2 separate regions of the Homo sapiens genome follow, and region 2 is linked to region 1. Evidence: chromatin loops called from intact Hi-C (ENCODE). Cell type or tissue: chondrocyte. All regions are shown on one strand. Each heading gives the region's core, and the rest is flanking DNA. Links, peaks and the distances in the headings are about the cores only. Region 1 holds the start of HSD17B8 (hydroxysteroid 17-beta dehydrogenase 8). Region 2 holds the start of TAPBP (TAP binding protein).

Region 1 (5,946 bases), core at 1-5,000:
TCCATTCCCAGGCCAGGGCCCCATTCTGTCTGTGGGACTGTGGGTTCTCAGTGGAATTGTTGCCTTTCTTGTCGTGGAGAAATTTGTGAGACATGTGAAAGGAGGACATGGTCACAGTCATGGACATGGACACGCTCACAGTCATACACGTGGAAGTCATGGACATGGAAGACAAGGTGAGCCCAGGAACAACTTTCCTGAAAGCTGACTTGCCTGCCTCAGAATCTCCTCATCTTATGGCCCTCAGGAGGGAGAGGACATGTTGGAAGATCTGTTCTCCACTCTGACCAACTCTTTTCTTCCCTCAGAGCGTTCTACCAAGGAGAAGCAGAGCTCAGAGGAAGAAGAAAAGGAAACAAGAGGGGTTCAGAAGAGGCGAGGAGGGAGCACAGTACCCAAAGATGGGCCAGTGAGACCTCAGAACGCTGAAGAAGAAAAAAGAGGCTTAGGTAAGGGCCAGAGTTGGTGATAAATTTGGGCAAGGGACATCATCACAAATCACATGGAATATGTGCTGTGGGTAATGGCAGGTATCTGAGAAACACTAAAGGACTGGGTGTAAAGTGGTCTCTGAGGGGAGGTGTGAGAATAGCTGACCAAGACTGGAACAAGTGGTGATGGAAGCCTCTGATCATTTTCTCTTCTTGTCCTGTACAAGACCTGCGTGTGTCGGGGTACCTGAATCTGGCTGCTGACTTGGCACACAACTTCACTGATGGTCTGGCCATTGGGGCTTCCTTTCGAGGGGGCCGGGGACTAGGGATCCTGACCACAATGACTGTCCTGCTACATGAAGTGCCCCACGAGGTCGGAGACTTTGCCATCTTGGTCCAGTCTGGCTGCAGCAAAAAGCAGGTTGGTGATGTCTGCCAAACACAGCTGCCTCAAACCCTTTATCTCTCCTCACTCACCCTAAACCCAAACAGCCTCTTATTAGTTCCAAACAATTCATACTGTCATTGACAAGTCCTCTAGAAATGAGGGGGAAGAAGTTCTGGTTACTTTGTCCTTTAGCTCAGTATTTCTTAAACTGGTCTATAAACCATCTGAATGGTTTAGTGGAGTCTTACACACACACGCCTACTCAATCAGAAAGTCTGTGGAAAGGACCTCTGATCTCTTAAGATTTTTCAGAAATTGTCTATTCTAGACTGCTCCCTCTTCTCTTTTTATTTTGATGTTTAGTTTCCAAATCCATGTCCCCTATACCTATACCCCACCAGCCACTTCTAAACCACTGATAATCTTTAGCTATTGGTGAGTGCCTTTTTCTCTTTTCTGCCCATCAGGCGATGCGTCTGCAACTACTGACAGCAGTAGGGGCACTGGCAGGCACAGCCTGTGCCCTTCTCACTGAAGGAGGAGCAGTGGGCAGTGAAATTGCAGGTGGTGCAGGTCCTGGCTGGGTCCTGCCATTTACTGCAGGTGGCTTTATCTACGTAGCAACAGTGTCTGTGTTGCCCGAGCTGCTGAGGGAGGCATCACCATTGCAATCACTTCTGGAGGTGCTGGGGCTGCTGGGGGGAGTTATCATGATGGTGCTGATTGCCCACCTTGAGTGAGGGGTGGATAAACTACCCCTGCCCCAAACCTCTACCCCTAACTCCAGGTCAGGGGTGCGTAGAGGTTGGGGGCCCTGGCCAGGGACATCTGCCAAAGGAAGGAACTGTAGCCTGGGAGAATGGTTACTTTGGCATTAGGGCCTTCAAGGGCTGGCAGTCTTACAGAGGCTGGAGCGGTGAGAATGAGAGGCCAGAGGGACCATAGTGTTGGGCACTGTCTGACCATGTTGCATTTGGAAGGCTAAATGGGGCCATGAAGAAGGCTGGAAGGGACAGGGGGTGATGGCAGCCTACCTGGTGTCCCCTACCCCACCTGTTCTCGGAGAACCAAGTTGCTACACAGGAAGTTCTCCAAGGTCCAGTTTCCTTTCTCCCACCAGTTGGTGGAGGCTTCAGGGAAGACCAGAGTCCTGGACAGAGAGGGTAACAGGAGGAGTCGGGGATAAACATCAAACATCAATCGTGTGTCCTGATTTGGGAGTGATTGGGGGGATGGGGTGGGAGAGGGTTAGTTGGTATTCTCATGGCCTGATTTTTTTTGTTTCTATTCCTTTTATATCACTGTGTTTGAATCGAGGGGGAGGGGTGGTAACCGGAAATAAAGACCTCCGATCTTCCGCCCCACATGCAGTCTTTGTCTTTTTGGGGGGAATGGGGCCCCTTGTCTTCTCCACACCCGGGGCCCCTAAGCAGCAGTGTCGGGCCACGCCCCCTCGGTGGGAGGTCGGCCTGCGCTGGTGGCCGCAGATGGCCTAAGGCTGGCGGGCCTTTGATTGGCCCCGGCTTTGCCCTTGCCACGCCCCTCTGCGCTGGGATTGGCTTAGTGCTGGGATTCCCACCCACCCACAGCCCGCCATGGCGTCTCAGCTCCAGAACCGACTCCGCTCCGCACTGGCCTTGGTCACAGGTTGAGGGGGTTCTTTCCCCGGGCGGTTTGGGGTATTGGAGTGAGGTCAGGGGCGTGCCCTTGGAGTGCGCGGCCGCTGTGACCTCTGGCCCCTTACCCACATTTTACTTTCTGCCCTGTGACCTCTGATCCCTGCCCTCTCCTCCCCGTGCCCGGTCCGGCGTGTTCTGTCCTACCTCAGGTGCGGGGAGCGGCATCGGCCGAGCGGTCAGTGTACGCCTGGCCGGAGAGGGGGCCACCGTAGCTGCCTGCGACCTGGACCGGGCAGCGGCACAGGAGACGGTGCGGCTGCTGGGCGGGCCAGGGAGCAAGGAGGGGCCGCCCCGAGGGAACCATGCTGCCTTCCAGGCTGACGTGTCTGAGGCCAGGGCCGCCAGGTGCCTGCTGGAACAAGTGCAGGTGAACGCTAGGCCACTTTCCCCCTCTAAAGCTCTGATATTGCCTCCACTGCCCCGGCTTTTTGTGGGGGGTTTTTGATGCGTAACCTCCCCCTCCCATAGGCCTGCTTTTCTCGCCCACCATCTGTCGTTGTGTCCTGTGCGGGCATCACCCAGGATGAGTTTCTGCTGCACATGTCTGAGGATGACTGGGACAAAGTCATAGCTGTCAACCTCAAGGTGGCGATCTCTGAACCTGCGACGTTTGGCCCCCTTAGCCTGGGGAGGGAGTTGGAGGAGGGCTGTCACCCCAGCTGATCTTTTCTCCCTTGTTACCCTTTCCCGCCAGGGCACCTTCCTAGTCACTCAGGCTGCAGCACAAGCCCTGGTGTCCAATGGTTGTCGTGGTTCCATCATCAACATCAGTAGCATCGTAGGAAAGGTCAGGTTGAGTTGGACGAGGTCAGCCAGCCAAGTGGTATAGAGAGGAGAACCCCTCCTTGAGACTCCTGACTCATTCCACATCTCTGACTCACCTATAGGTGGGGAACGTGGGGCAGACAAACTATGCAGCATCCAAGGCTGGAGTGATTGGGCTGACCCAGACCGCAGCCCGGGAGCTTGGACGGTTGGTCAGATGCTTGAGGGTGCTGGGGAGCACCTGGGGGGTCTGAGGGAGGTACCAGCATTCAGCCCTCTCCAGAATCGGCAGCCACTCTCCTTCCCACAGACATGGGATCCGCTGTAACTCTGTCCTCCCAGGGTTCATTGCAACACCCATGACACAGAAAGTGCCACAGAAAGTGGTGGACAAGGTAGGAGGCTGTGGGTGGAGGGCAGAATCATTCAGAGACTCAATCTCTCTGGGCTTCACAGAGAGAGAGAGAGAGAGAGAGAGAGAATACTGGGCACAGTTCCTGGCAAACATTAAATATTCAATGAATGTATGAGAAATGAAGACAAAAAAGGGTCACAGACTCAGTCTTCAAAAAAATCCATAAAAGAAGCTTTCACCCACATGAGTATTTCCTTACAGATTACTGAAATGATCCCGATGGGACACTTGGGGGACCCTGAGGGTGAGCACTGAATGTAGTGGGGTCCCTGGGAAGGGGGCCTGAATGAAGAGATCCCCAAAGTTTGGGGATTTTCTAGGGGACTGGTGGTTGGTGTCTGTGGAGAGGTTTGTGGGGAGGGATGTCTTTGGTGGGAGATTATGGCTGTTTTGGGTCTATGGGAGTGAGCAGAATTCTGCCCTCTCCCCACCATTCTCATAGATGTGGCAGATGTGGTCGCATTCTTGGCATCTGAAGATAGTGGATACATCACAGGGACCTCAGTGGAAGTCACTGGTATGAGGCCAGCATGGGGAGGGAGAGGGCAGAGAAGTAGAACCCAGACTATATGAGAAAGCAAGTAAGGGGAGTCTGGAGCCACTGGGAAGGGCAGAGGTTCCCAAGGCCAGGGACAGAAGTGGGTACCCCCTAGCCCATTTGTGTCTCCACCCATGCATCTGTCCAAATGTTTCTGCCCCTCCCAGGAGGTCTTTTCATGTAACTGCCTCAAGGACCCTGGACTCTGCTCACCCCCCCACCACTCTGCCTGGCCTCCTGCTGATGAGGACTCTAAGTTCCCAGGATACAAAAGGGGTGGCAGTGTATGGTTCAGGAATGCTGAATATGGGAAGCAGGGGTGCTTGTGACCCTAATAAATTCCAAGTCCTCTTCCCTGCCACCTCCGGCTCTTCTTGTGTCCAAGCCCTCAGACCCTTCCCCACCTCCCCCTCCTTTCCCTTTCCCGAAGGATTGTTCCCTTTCTCTGCCTGGTCTCCCAGGGCAACCCCCGCCGCCGGGTGTGAGAGGAAAGAGTATGTGTCACTGTGTATGCGTGACACTCCGGGTCTTTTTGAAGGGAGGGGTTCGTGCGTCACCCCTTTCCACTGGTTCTGCAGCACCAGTCCCCTCCCCCCAACTCCCTGGGTTCTTATGGTCCCCAAGGGTGATTTGTTCATGGCCCCATCTTGGTGTCCAGTCTGGCCTTGAAAGGGGGTCTTGGAACAGGTGGCCCTCCCCCACCCCTCTCCTTTCTCTGAGTCCCCCCCTCCCCTTTCTCTCCACCTTACAATAGCTGCAGCCGGCCTGGGGTCGGATGGGGGGGATTAGGGGAGGGGGCCAGGATTAGGGGAATGAACCAGCCGATGAAAGGGGCTGGAGAGAGCAGGAGGGAGGGGGCTGGGAAGAGGAGGAGGAAGGGGAGGGGGGTCTGCGCTAATCGACTCTGGCGCCCACATAAGGACTGGCCACGGACTGAAGGAGAGGACAGGGAAGTAGGGGGGAACTGGGGTGGGGGGCGAGGGCACCCACTGCTGCCTTGTCCCAGGGACAGGCCACCCCCTGGCAGCCGCAGCCCAAGTCCGGGAGCCTCAGCTCGGGCGGGGACAAGATGCCCATCAGGGTCTCTAACTGCCCCCCACCCCCTCGCCCTGTATCCCTCTCATTCCCTACACTCAATGGGGATCGCTCTGCCCCTTCCTCTTCTCTTTCCTCCCCATCCCCTTCGTTTACTCTAGAGTCCTCGAAGAGGCTTCTGCCCACTTCCCACTCCAGACATTCTGCCCCTGTGTACCCCACCCACACGCGCACCCCCCCTTCCCAATGGGAGCTCCATCTTGTGTATGTCCCTGTTTCCGCGTGGTGTCTCCATTCCCCCTTTCCTCCCGTGCGCCTCCCTCCCTTCCCCGCCCCGGGCCGCGGCTCCTGATTGTCCAAACGCAATTCTCGAGTCTATGGCTCCGGCCGAGAGTTGAGTCTGGACGTCCCGAGCCGCCGCCCCCAAACCTCGAGCGGGAGAGCGGGTCGGAGGGTCTAGGGAGAGCCAAAGCAGAGGGTGGAGGGAGTCCCCAGGGTGGTAAGGGGAATCCCGGGCACATCGGGACCTAGGTGTGTTCTCAGGACTAGAAGGCTAAAGCGGCAGATCTTTTGCAGCCTTTTCCCCCGGGATCCTGGAATGGGGGTTACGGAGAAGTGAGGGGGGTTGATCCCCAGAGTCGCCAGGGTACGCAGAGTGGGGGAGGTAGCCCTTTTCACGAGCCCTCTGTCCC
Region 2 (5,846 bases), core at 847-5,846, 110 kb after region 1:
ATACAGCCCGACACAAATTCATAAACTTTCTTAAAACATTATGAGATTTTTTCACATTTTTTTTTTTTAGCTTATCAGCCATCGTTAGTGTTCGTATATTTTATGCATGGCCCAAGACAATTCTTCTCCCAGTGTGGCTCAGGGAAGCCAAAAGATTGGAGACCCCTGATCTAAATACTCCATGTACATGAAGGTCACTTTCACTGCTGTTTCTTCCCAGAAATGTCTAGGTCCTTCAGGTAGAAGTAATCTTTTTCTTCTTGTAATTATTTTTATGTTCTTTTTAATCCTAGCTTCTGAGGCCTATAAGGTTAAACTGTTCTCATCTTCATGGAATTGTTCAGTAGAGTAAAAACAGTATGCAATTTCACTTAGTTTGTCAAAATCCAGAAACATACTTTTGAATTGTTAAAAAAAAAAAAAAAGATCCACAGGCTGGGCACAGTGGCTCACGCCTGTAATCCCAGCACTTTGGGAGGCCGAGGCCGGTGGATCACCTGAGGTTGGGAGTTTGAGACCAGACTGGAGAAACCCCGTCTCTACTAAAAATACAGAATTATCCGGGCATGGTGGCACACGCCTGTAATCACAGCTGCTTGGGAAGCTGAGGCAGGAGAATCACTTGAACCTGGGAGGCGGAGGTTGTGGTGAGCCGAGATCATGCCATTGCCCTCCAGACTGGGCAACAAGAGCAAAACTTGATCTCAAAAAAAAAAATCCATAGAATTAATAAACAAAACCTGGCTGGGCAGGGTGGCTCAGACTTGTAATCCCAGTACCTTGGGAGGCTGAGGTGGGAGGATCACTTGAACCCAGCAGTTTGAGACCAGCCTGGGCAACATAGCAAGACCCCATCTCTATTTAAAAGAAAAAATTTAAAAAAATAATAAACAAGACCTAAAGGTTTTACAGTTTAACTCTTTTTTTTTTTTTTTTTTTTTTGGAGACAGGGTCTCACTCTGTCACCCATCAAAGGTGCAATCCTCCCAACACAGCCTCCCGAGTAGCTGGGACCATAGGTACATGCCACGACACCCAACCTTTTTTTTTTTTTTTTTTTTTTTGAGACAGTTTCACGCTTGTTGCCCAGGCTGGAGTGCAGTGGCATGATCTTGGCTCACTGCAACCTCCGCCTCCCAGGTTCAAGCAATTCTCTTGCCTCAGCCTTCCGAGTAGCTGGGATTACAGGCATGCACCACCATGCCTGGCTAATTTTGTATTTTTAGTACAGACGGGGTTTCTCCATGTTGGTCAGGCTGGTCTTGAACTTTCGACCTCAGGTGATCTGCCCACCTCGGCCTCCCAAAGTGCTGGGATTACAGGCATGAGCCACTGCGCCCAGCATTTTTTTAATTTTTAGTAGAGACAAGGTCTGGTTATGTTGCCCAGGCTGGTCTTGAACTCCTGAGTGCAAATGATCCTCCCACCTAGACCTCCCAAAGTGCTGGAAGTACAGGCGTGAGTCACCTCACCTGACTCCATAATATTTTAAAAGAATGGTGAGAATTAAACACTATACACACAAAGTATATTAAGAAAGTATAGGCCTGGCGTGGTGGCTCACGCCTGTAATCCCAGCAATTTGGGAGGCTGAGGTGGGTGGATCACCTGAGGTCAGGAGTTCAAGACCAGCCTGGCTAACATGACCAAACCCTGTCTCCACTAAAAATACAAAAATTAGCTGGGCCTGGTGGTGGGCGCCTGTAGTCTCAGCTACTTGGGAGGCTGAGACAGGAGAATTACTTGAACTCAGGAGGCAGAAGTTGAAATGAGCAGAGATCACACCATTGCACTCCAGCCTGGGCAACAGGGTGAGACTCTGTCTCAAAAAAAAAAAAAAAAAAAAAAAAGTATATTTGGGGCCAGGCAGCTCACACGTGTAATCCCAGCAGTTTCGGAGGCCAAGGTGGGCAGATCAATTGAGCCCAGGAGTCCAAGACCAGCCTGGGCAACCTGACAAAAACCCATCTCCACAAAAAAAATACAAAAATTAGCTGGGCATGGTGGCACATGCCTGTGGTCTCAGCTACTCAGGAGACTGAGGCACGAGGATCACTTGAGCCACGGAGGTGGAGGTTGCAGTGAGCTGAGATCATGCCACTGCTCTCCAGCCTGCACTGCACTCCAGCCTGGGCGACAGAGGGAGACCCTGTCTCAAATAAATAAATAAATAAGCATATTTGTCAATAAACATTTAAAAATATTTGATAAGACAAGTATAAATGTATATTAGCAAAATCATGAATGATCTTGGACCCTGGAGAGATTTCATTTCTAATTTTACATCAGTACAACAGCTTTCATTTTCTTAAATCCCTGATCAAGCAGAAATGCTTGAAAAGAAAGAGCACAGCAGGCCGGGCGTGGTGGCTCATGCCTGTAATCCCAGCACTTTGGAAGGCCAAGGTGGGTGGATCACCTTAGGTCAGGAGTTCAAGACCATCCTGGCCAACATGGTGAAACCTGTCTCCAATAAAAATACAAAAATTAGGTGGGCGTGGTGGCACAAGCCTGTAATCCCAGCTACTGGGGAGGCTAAGGCACAAGAATTGCTTGAACATGGGAGACGGAGGTTGCAGTGAGCCAAGATCATGCCACTGCAACTGCACTCTAGCCTGGGCAATAAGAGGGAGACTCCGTCTCAAAAATAAATAAATAAATAAATAGCAGGCAGGCGCAGTGGCTCACGCTTGTAATCCCAGCACTTCGGGAGGCGAGGTGGGAGGATCACCTGAAGTTGGGAGTTCGAGACCAGCCTTACCAACATGGAGAAACCTCATCTCTACTAAAAATACAAAATTAGCTGGGTGTGGTGGCAGGCACCTGTAATCCCAGCTACTCGGGAGGCTGAGGCAGGAGAATTGCTTGAACCAGGGAGGCGGAGGTTCCGGTGAGCGTGAGATCACGCCATTGCACTCCAGCCTGGGCAACAAGAGCAAAACTCTGTCTCAAAAATAAATAAATAAATAAAATAAAAATAAATAAATAGCACAGCACCTTGCTTTGACCCCAGTTGTTTGTGAAATACAGACAATCTTACCACCCGGGCACTTCCAGGGCTCCCTGTCTGCATGTCCTTCACTTTCTACTTTACATTAGGATTATCCGTGGCAAATACGCCCAGAACCTCCTGGAGAGCAGAGTCTACATCAGATCATCTTTGTGACCCTTAAGGGCACCCAGGGCCACCCCAGAGATTCTGATTTAATCGGCCAAGCTAAGCATGGGATTGAATCAGGTTTCAGTATATTTTAGAAACCTCCAACAGTGTGGACTGAGAACTGCTGAGTCCTAACTCATTCTTGGTGCTAAAAAGTATTTATTGAATCAATGGATAAATTAACACAGTGCCATCTCTTGATAGTCACAACAAGAAAAGCAGCTGGGAAATAGTATCCACATTTTACAGTTGGAAAAACAAACTCAGAAAGCAAAGACCATTCTCATCATCACCTCGGTGGAGCCAGTAGCCCTAGGAAATATTCCACCCCACCAGAGAGAGCTACTGTCTACACAAGAGCAGTGTTCCTCAGCTTCTGCCAGGGTGGGGGCTTGAGACTAAGAATGGAGGTATAGGCAGAGGTGAGGGTTTCAGCGTGGGTTTCAAGTCTGTCTCCCTGGTTCTGTGGGTAATTCTCAGGAGGGTGGAGGGAAGGGAGGGTGCAGGGATTGGTTGGGGTTGCCCTGTCCATCGGGCTGTGTCGCTGACATAAAATCCAGATAGAAAAGCTAAGAACTCTACCGGTATTCTACCCCGGAATACCCCGCCTCCGCTGCCAGGAGGGAGAGCTCCCAGATATCCAGGTCAGACTCTCCTCATTCTTGAATTATCTGCACAGTCCCTCCCACGTCCCAGCCTAGAAAAGCTTCTGACTCCTGGGCCTCAAACTGCAATGCACCTTTCAGTGCAATAGGAGCTATCCAATCTCCAGCCGCGTCCATCCGCCCACTCGAGCCCACCTGTTTGCGGACCACAGAGCGGCAGCACATCCCTACACGGGGCTGTCAGGCAAGGTCAACGCGCTAGAGTGCAAGAGCCTTTGCTTTGCGGATTGCCGCAGCGCCGGGTGTGGGCGCAGGTGGGGATAGAGTGCTGGGTTTTGAAAGAGTGACCCGCAAAGCTGAGGGTGCAGAGCAAGACACAGATCTGGGAAGAGCAGAGAAAAAACGCTCCTGCTTCTGAACCCCTCCCACCTCGCATCACCTGACAAGTCTCTCAAGGTCTGGTGTCGGGAAACCCCACCTCTTCAAAGCCCCGCCCTTCGAAACACCAGAAAGTAACCCCCCTGCCCGGCCCTGCTTTCCCCCTACCCCCTGCCAAGCTGCAGTTTTTTTTTTGTTTTTTTTTTTTAACTGGGTGAGGGCTAGAAGGAGCGGTAGAGATTGATTCATTCTAGCCAAACCACCTCTCTTAACAAAAAAAGGAAACTGAACCCCGATTGGCGAAATGTCTTGCTCAAGTCCATAAAGCGAGACCACCGGCTGATCTGGACCCTTAGAATCTACCCACCCTTCTCCACCTCCCCTCCCCAGCTACCTGTTGCCATGGTGATGAGAACAGGCTCCTGCTGAGGCTCTGGCTGTGGTCGCAAGAGGCTGGAGAGGCTGAGGACTGGGCTGGATATGCTGACCATCAGCCAAGCCCCATCCAGGGCCCGCGGGCAGTTCTGCGCGGGGGTCAGGCCGCTGGCCCATTTCGCAGAGGCGGGGAGAGGCACGAAGCGGCTCATCTCGCAGTGTGGTGCGGGGGCGCCCCGGGGATACCGCCTGAAGGCAGCCTGGAGGGCGCCCGCGGGGTCTGAGTGTAGAGAAGGAAGTTGCAGCTGTAGAGTCACCGCCGGGAAAGGGGCTGGAAGGGCAGCGTTCGGGGAACTTCAAATGCACAGACTACCCCGTAGTGAGACTCACTTTACAAAGGGGAAGCTGAGGCCTGAGGTCACTGCCGGATCTAAAGAGGAGGGGGTTTCGGTGGAGGCGACAGAGGTAGGGGGGCGGCGAGTCCCTAGAGACTCACCGTGTACACTGAGATAGAGCTCAGGGTCGAGGTCCGGCCGGGGCGGCGGTTCCCCCGGTCCCTGGCGCAACAGCAGTGCACCGGGTCTCTTGGCCAGGCCCTTTCCGCTCGCATCCTCCACGAACCAACACTCGATCACCGCGGGTCCTGCTGAGACGGCGGTCGCCAGGCCTGGCGTATAGGGACGCGAGTGAGGAGCGGTTTGTATGTCTGGTGACCTGCCCCACTCCCACCCTGGCATCGGCTCCAGTGGGGCCACCTCCCTCCGCTTCCCTCTAGTTCTTGGGCGATGAGTCGCGGGGTTCGCTCACCCAAAGCCACAGCGAGGAGCAGAGACAGGGACTTCATGGCGCTGCGACCTCCTCAGCCATGAAGCCTCCTCTTCCTCCTTTCACTTTCACTTTCCTCCAAAGGGCGGCATGAGGGGCGGTGGAAATCCCCGCTCTGGTTAGGTGAAGGTGCCTGGGGGACCGGTGTTTCCCCACTGGCCAGGCAGGGACCCGGGTAGATCCTCTCCAGTTCTCACCAGGACACCCCAGCCTTACCGCGCCCTCCTGGACTACCCAGCAGCCCCGAGTTCGAGCCCTCCCCAACCCCAGGCCCTCCCCCGCCCCCCAACTCCTGTGTGTGCTCTCCAACATCCACTTGCCCGAAAACCATTACTCCGGCTTCCCCCTATCTGTGCCGCGTCCCCAGCAAACACACGGGTTATCGGGAAGCCAAGTAAATGACCAATAAATATTTTAATCACTGTTAAAAAAAATAAAAACCTTGTACTCCTACGACTTACTCCCTCCTTGTCTCCACCCACTCCTCCATGAGAACCGAGTTG

Evidence for each region. Hi-C counts contacts between places; a loop is a spot of excess contacts. Peaks named below come from ENCODE experiments on the same cell type or tissue, not always from the same donor. Only the 100,000 strongest peaks of a DNase experiment are listed, where the experiment ranks them.
Region 2: it touches region 1 in a loop (3-fold over the local background); 10 of 110 quality-filtered maps call a loop at or near these places.

What each region holds. Positions count from the first base shown.
Region 1 is chr6:33,202,252-33,208,197 of GRCh38, forward strand. It overlaps SLC39A7 (solute carrier family 39 member 7), which reads left to right. Exons shown (of 7, transcript NM_006979.3): 4 at 12-176; 5 at 309-449; 6 at 659-855; 7 at 1,290-2,186. The coding sequence ends at 1,562. It overlaps HSD17B8 (hydroxysteroid 17-beta dehydrogenase 8), which reads left to right and starts at 2,404. Exons shown (of 9, transcript NM_014234.5): 1 at 2,404-2,469; 2 at 2,651-2,868; 3 at 2,970-3,086; 4 at 3,196-3,288; 5 at 3,389-3,474; 6 at 3,577-3,661; 7 at 3,883-3,925; 8 at 4,124-4,198; 9 at 4,387-4,580. The coding sequence starts at 2,418. The coding sequence ends at 4,403. MIR219A1 (microRNA 219a-1) reads left to right here and starts at 5,584; the gene lies at 5,584-5,693. RefSeq lists enhancers at 2,234-3,116, 3,117-3,997. In chondrocyte, for the core only: a CTCF peak has its summit at 3,095 (motif pointing right); a DNase peak (open chromatin) is centred at 2,382.
Region 2 is chr6:33,308,680-33,314,525 of GRCh38, forward strand. It overlaps TAPBP (TAP binding protein), which reads right to left and starts at 5,399. Exons shown (of 8, transcript NM_003190.5): 1 at 5,326-5,399; 2 at 5,015-5,185; 3 at 4,538-4,798. The coding sequence starts at 5,362. It overlaps ZBTB22 (zinc finger and BTB domain containing 22), which reads right to left. Exons shown (of 2, transcript NM_005453.5): 2 at 5,739-5,846. In chondrocyte, for the core only: no CTCF peak of the experiment used is centred there; no DNase peak of the experiment used is centred there.